Linked DNA regions of Mus musculus: region 2 is linked to region 1. The links are chromatin contacts, found by Hi-C in ENCODE. All regions are on one chromosome and are shown on one strand. Each heading gives the region's core, a stretch centred on a gene start or an enhancer-like site at or near the end of the contact. The rest is flanking DNA. Distances are from core to core; before and after follow the strand shown. Region 1 overlaps Srpk2 (serine/arginine-rich protein specific kinase 2). Region 2 holds the start of AI506816 (expressed sequence AI506816).

Region 1 (3,487 bases), core at 668-3,167:
CCTGACAGCATGAGATGCCCTGTACCCCGCAGGCTGGTGGGCTCTTTCAAGTGTTACAGGTTATTCTTGACTGTAGATACCGTTCTATGTAGCACCTAGCTCCTGCCTGGAACTTCTCCTTGTGCTTCCTTCTAGTGACACCTTCCCAGGCATTTTTCTCACCTGATGACCTGATTCAGTCCCCAGAACACGCAGAGATTTGTGTGACCTCCATGCAAGTGCGGTGCCCCTCCCTCCACAGCATATAAATGTGACAAGCAAAAGCAGATTTTCAACATTCGCTCATAGCCATCTCTCTTCTTAGTTCTGTTGTTCTTTTAGGTGTATCTAGTTTTCTGACATGTTACATGAATTGCTTGTGTGCTTACAGTATTGTTTGTGTTTTTCCCCCTCCCTCTTTCCTTCCCTCCTTTTTAGTTTTTCAAGATAGGGTTTCTCTGTATGTTTCTGGATGGTCTAGAATTTAGAGCTCTGCCTGCCTCTGCCTCCCTAGTGCTAGGATTAAAGGTGTGCACGTCCACACCTAGCTCTTATTGCCTGCATTGCCAACCAGGGCATGACATGAGTTTCCTAATTTGAGTGTGTCTTTTTCTTGACATATGTCACCAAAGTGGCATATTGAAGGGGTTTGGGAAGTGTTTGTCCAAGGAATGGGTGAGGTGTTGTCCTTAACTGTCCTAGTTCTGCCCCTCATCTGGATAGAGAGGCTGCTGGTGCCTGTGGTTTAGGGTGTTCAAGTGCTTCCTAAAATAAACCCTGCCACTTTTATTCATGCTCTAGTGGAAGCAGAGAAAAGTTACTGGCTTGTCATTCTGGAAGGGAAAGATTGACCGTAGGTCATTTGTTGCTATGACAGGTCACCATGGGGGTGACTTAATCTAAGGAGGCAGTCTGGTTTCAGGCACACTTAGAATGATTGTGCAGCAGGCTTGAGTATATCTGTGTTCACATGGGCTTTTTGAGTGTTTCTATAGTCACGGCCCTCCTCGCACCCTGATCCCGGCAGCACACATTGAGAAAGGAAATCACTGCGTGAGCAGATTCTGTTTCACGTCTGCACCTGTCTGGCCCAAGTTGATCCATAAGCTGAGGTCAGACATGAACTGACCAGACTATCGACTTCAGAGCCACCCCAGGGTTCCTTAGAGGTTCAGGTTCAGGTCCTGTTAGCCCTCCTGCAGTCTGCACTGCTGTTAGCAAAGGTAACTTTACTTCTTGTGTGGGATCTACCAGCACTATGGTTCCTCAGTTTCAGAATACCCTGAAAGAGGCTTAGTGCCCATAGGCAGCAACTCGACATGAACAAAAAGATCCTCAACAAGGGCATTAATGTAGTACATTGAGCTGGATTTTCTGTTTAATCCCTAAATTCCATTTCAATATGACCAAAACTGTAAGTGTGTAGGATTGTGAAGATGAGTGTAGTTGCAGTGTAGTTACAGCTTAACTGAGAGTTTCCCTAAAGCTGTAAACCCCAGGCCTGGACCTGCTGTAGAGACTCCCTCAGAGTCAGCTACCGGTGAGCCACCTGAACTAATGAATTGCCCTAAAGCCTGCCTTTATGGCCCATGTCAACCCGAGAGAATACTAGCTTGATATCTCCCTTGTTCAAAACTAAGTCATAAGAGGTTTCAGCCTCTGCCTATAGTTGAGTTTGCTGTTAGTTGTCATGTGACACTTGATATCTGAGTGCTGGCTTAGCTGAGGAAGCTGGAATAGGGTTGCTGTCAGCCTCAAGCTGCTGCTCAGATGGCATCAAGCCAACTGCTTAGAAGTGATTGGTCACCCTTGCTTATCTTTCTGTGGCTTCCAGTGAGCTGGATACAACCCAGGAGGAATGATCCCAGGTGCAGGATTCTTTTCTGTCCAATCATTCTACCTGGCAAGCATTGTGCTCACACATGCAAACCTCATGACCCCAGTGCTGATTCTTTTGTTCTTTGCTCATGGCAGCAAAAACCCGGGCGGCTGACCTGTTGGTGAACCCTCTGGATCCACGGAATGCAGATAAAATTAGAGTAAAAATTGCTGACCTGGGAAATGCTTGTTGGGTGGTAAGTAGTGTTTTCTTTTTACATTTTAATTGTTATTTAGTGTGCGAAGATGCTTTTGTTTTTTTTTAATATTTATCACATCTATTCCTTTCCAGCATAAACATTTCACAGAGGATATCCAGACACGTCAGTATAGGTCCATAGAGGTTTTAATAGGAGCAGGCTACAGCACACCTGCAGACATTTGGAGTACAGCTTGCATGGTAAGAACGGCCTTTGCCACTCTCTTCTCTAGAAATGGCTTCTCCTTAATGCTCTCAATGAGGTGGCGTCTTGTTAGAGATCATCCTTCACTTTAAAATGGGTGAGAAGAGGAAAATGTGCCTGGGTCTTTAAGCATTGGGAGAATTCTCCGGTATGTATGTCTTGTGAGACATGGTCTCTTCAGGCCCTGTGCAGACCATTGTCCCAAGAGTGAGATCCATCTGAGGAGTTACCTTTAGTCTCTGGAAACGTGTGGGTGTTTTAGGCTCCTTGTCACACCATGGGGTAAAATCAGATGCCTTCTCCCAGGAGAGGGTGGCAGCACTTGTCACTTAGCAGCACTGTCATGTGGCCGTTACATGTGCAGGCTCTCTGTTCTCCTTCCTACTTAGAAGGGATTTCTCCATCTGCCCATGCACAGTTGCCTCCATCCAGCGCAGTCACAGTGTGCTGGCTGCTTTTGCAGCGTGTGCCAGCACTGCTGAGACAACAGTGGGGACACAAGCTTCCTGGGCTTGAATCTGGTTTTCTTTTCTTTTCTTTTCTTTTCTTTTCTTTTCTTTTCTTTTCTTTTCTTTTCTTTTCTTTTCTTTTCTTTTCTTTTCTTTTCTTTTCTTTTCTTTTCTTTTCTTTTCTTTTCTTTCCTCCCTCCCTTCCCCTCCCTCCCTTCCCCTCCCTCCCTTCCCTTCCCCTCCCTCCCTTCCCTCCCCTCCCTTCCTTCCCCTCCCTCCCTCCCCCCCTCCCCTCTCTTTTTTCTTTTTTCCGAGACAGGGTTTCCCTGTGTAGCCCTGGCTGTCCTGGAACTCACTCTATAGACCAGGCTGGCCTCGAACTCAGAAATCTGCCTGCCTCTGCCTCCCAAGTGTTGGGATTAAAGGCGTGTGCCACCATAGCCCGGCTTGAGTCTGTTTTTCGAGGATCATTAGTGGTGCTTTCCTGACAGACAGCAGGAGGAGGAACATCCCTTTGTATCTCTGCCTTTCCAGTGCTGATTTTGCAAGCATGTGCTGCAGTCTGTCCCTTACCTTCTTATATGAGTTCTTCAGATCAGACTCACAGGCTTCCATGGCAGACACTGCCCTGAGCCATCTTTCAGCCCAGTCTTTTTATTTGTTTCTTTTTTGAAATGTAGCCCAAGCTGGTCTTGAAACTCAGCCTCCTGAGTGCTGAGATTACAGGCATGGCCATTATACCCGGCTTAGTGCATCTTCTTGTCATCTCTGCTAAAC
Region 2 (3,061 bases), core at 95-2,594, 190 kb before region 1:
TGTTTCTTTGGCTTGTAGACCACCCTAGAGGAAGGCATGGGATTGTGTGATTTCCTGCCTCCCACTCTTAACTCCTCCCCTTTGTTCTCTCTCTGGAGAACTCCTGCTTTAGAAGAGAATGTAAACTCTTCGGGTGATGGGAACATTGGTTTGCCTCATGAGTTTATAAATGTCTAGCAAAAAAGTCCCTAAACTCAGGCATCATGACTAAGATGTTCACCATGACATCCCTCACCACCTGAGTAATTCGACAGCTACTGAGCTACTGTGTGCAAGTCCTTAGGAGATGCTAGCCTTAACCACTGGGAGGACTCAATCCCTTCTTGTCAGTCATTATGCTAGGTTCCTGGGCTGCCTTAACAAAGCCCTTAATGGCTTCCACGGAATCGCCAGATCAGCGCTGGCAGCCAGAAGTCCAAAATCAAGGTATCAGCTGAACCAACTGCTTCTGAACACCACTGAAGGGATCTTTCCTGTGTCTTCCCACACAGTGGTCACAATCCTGGGCACTCCTGGCCATGTAGTCGCTTCTCTCCCTTCTCCTTTGTCACTCATTATCGGTTTATGTCTTCCTTTGTTAGAAGGACAGTTGCTTTTAGTAAAGAGGGTCCACCTTACAGGGTGGTGGCTCATGCCTTTAACCCCAGCACTGGGGAGGCAGAGGCAAGTGGATCTGAGAGTTCGAGCCCAGCCTGGTCAAAGAGGGAGTGCTAGGACAGCCAGGGCTTCATGGAGAAACACTATGGGGGGGGGGGGAGGGATAAAACAAACCAAAACCAAACAAACAAAAAAACAAGACAAACCCCAAAATATCCCAGCCTGATTCTGACAGGCACAGGTGCCTCCTGGGTGAAAATGCACAGCCAGTAGTGGGATTTTTAGGCATGGGGTCCTCTCCTTGTACCAGCCCCTCTTAAGAGAGTCCACTCCACTCTCCATGATGTCTCAGTTTTCTTAAGAGGAGGAAATTTCGTTACATATGGGTCTTCAAATAAAAATAAGCACAAAAGGATGTGGGTCAATTAAAAGTACCAAATTCAATATATGACTGAGAAGCACGGGGAGAAGAAAAAGAAATCCCCAAGTGATGTGGCTCCAAGATGCTCCTCTAACCTTCAGAGAGGTGACATATTCCACAGTCAGGCCAGTGAGTGGTACCGCTGCCCTGGGGTAGGGGCAGGCTGGGAGGCTCTGGTGCCGCCAGGGGACACGCTAGGGCCGGCGCTGGAGTCAGGCGGGAACGGGGGAAGGGGCGGGCAGGAGGGGCGCTGGGCCACTCTGGTTGGCTGAGCCCCGGTGCTCAATGTCCGGTCGGTTTTAAACTCGGTCCCGCCCTGGCGCCCTGCTCTTCCGCCGCGGCGCGCTCCTGGTAAGTACTCTCACCATTGCGAGTCCCAGGACCACGCCACGTGGCCTCGGAGATTTTCACGGCGCTCGCCCGTGGCGCGGGTCCCTGCCCATACGCGTCCCTTCTGTGTGGGACAGGAGATCGGCCTTGCGCTGCCCGGATTTGTCCCCTCCCAGGTGGAGGCGCGGCGTCCGGACGGCCCGGGTCCTGGGCACACTCGGGGCTTCCCGCCCGCCCAAGACTCGGATGACAGGGACATCGCCTATTTAGGAAGCGAATGAGATCAGAGCTCGGAAAGTAACAGGAGGCAGGATAATCCCAGTGTCAGCAAGGACAGGGGTAATTTCGCCCACTCAAGCGCGTCCTCGCCGCCGCACGTGTCCTTTAAATGCCGCTTGGCACAGAGGCTGGGCTTTTTGTTTTGTGCTCGTTTGTTTTAAGGTTTGAGGGTATATTCAGGCGGATACCTGCAAGCGAGTCCAGCAGGGACCTCTGCCTAAAGGACCTGGATTACCCTACTGCTGACACAGACCCAGCCTGTCTGGGTTTTGGGTCCTGGGAGAAATCTGAGCGACTGGATTAGCACTTAAGCAAGGCAACCTCTAAACCATGATTTAGGAATCGTGAATTGGAATTCCTAAGACCGGGTATAGGTGTTCAGCGAGCACCCTGGAGTCCTCCCTGTTTAAGAGGTGGCTGGTTGAGACACCAATTAAACGTAAATATCAGGGTTGGAGAGATGACTCAGAGTACTGACAGCTCTTCTAGAGTTCCCGAGTTAAATTCTCAGCAACCACATGGTGGCTCACAACCATCTGTAATGAGATCTGATGCCCTCTTCTGGTGTTGTCTGGAGATAGCAACAGTGCACTCATATAGAAGAAATAAATCTTTTTAAAAGATTATTTGATTATTGAGACAGATTGTCATGCTGGCCCAGAGAATATTTGTGCTCTAGGACCCTAAGTATTGGCATTTATGGACATAAGCCACTGTACCTGGTAAAGGGCATTTTAGAGGAAGAATAGGCTTGTGGGCTCTTGTAAACAAGTTCCCTGCGAGGTAGTTTTCTTTCCGTTAGAGGTTAGGGTTCTGCTGAGCCCCTTCGAGAGTGAAGGGCAGCATGAGCCAGCTTCTAAGGTGAGGAATTATTTTTCCCTTCCTCATTCAGGCTCAGGAGACACATCTGATGCTGCTTCTGGTTTTGAAATCAGAGACAATGTTTCACTTTCTTAAAGGAAGAGTACCGCTATTACCTGCAGTACTATTTGCCTCTAAACATTAAGAGTTTTTGGCTTCTGGGGTGGAAACAGTGGGAAAGATGGCCCAGAGGCAATAAAATGGACTCCAGCTGTCAGCAGTATGAAGATCAGAGCTCTGTGCAGGAATAAATGCTAGTCAGAGGCAGGCCTTCCATCATCAGATGCAGCTAGGAGCCACCAGGAAGGTCCTTTCTGAAGGAAGCTGTGGCTGCTGCTTGTAACAGTGCTGGTTCTTTTTTCTTTTGAGCAGATGAGTGCTGTGTCCAGGATGATCATGAATTCAAGGTATGTGTTAGATGGCAAGTTTGGCTTTCCAGGCATAATTCCAGGAACAGTTCTTGGCCAAGGATGAGAACTCTAACCTGACAGGATACGCTGCTGTGATGGGTTAAAGGATTTACCTGAGGCCAACAGAACAGGCAGGAATTTAATGCAGTCACCCCATGTCTTT

The links. Hi-C counts contacts between places; a loop is a spot of excess contacts on that map.
Region 2: a loop to region 1 is called in a map of CH12.LX, with 2.5 times the contacts of the local background. The contact joins the promoter of AI506816 here to the enhancer-like site in region 1. A Hi-C loop is called at or near these places in 1 of 37 maps with a recorded cell type or tissue (CH12.LX).

What each region holds. Positions count from the first base shown.
Region 1 is chr5:23,517,186-23,520,672 of GRCm38, reverse strand. It overlaps Srpk2 (serine/arginine-rich protein specific kinase 2), which reads left to right. Exons shown (of 16, transcript NM_001359173.1): 12 at 1,954-2,054; 13 at 2,150-2,257. Among named protein-coding and RNA genes, the nearest start is that of Kmt2e, 84 kb to the right of the region's middle. Within about 2 kb of position 1,917, at least 1 of the 3 ENCODE cell types and tissues checked has a DNase peak (open chromatin) inside an H3K27ac peak, as active enhancers do.
Region 2 is chr5:23,710,950-23,714,010 of GRCm38, reverse strand. It overlaps AI506816 (expressed sequence AI506816), which reads left to right and starts at 1,344. Exons shown (of 5, transcript NR_015554.2): 1 at 1,344-1,369; 2 at 2,861-2,895. It overlaps Gm50451 (a small nucleolar RNA gene), which reads left to right and starts at 2,950; the gene lies at 2,950-3,020.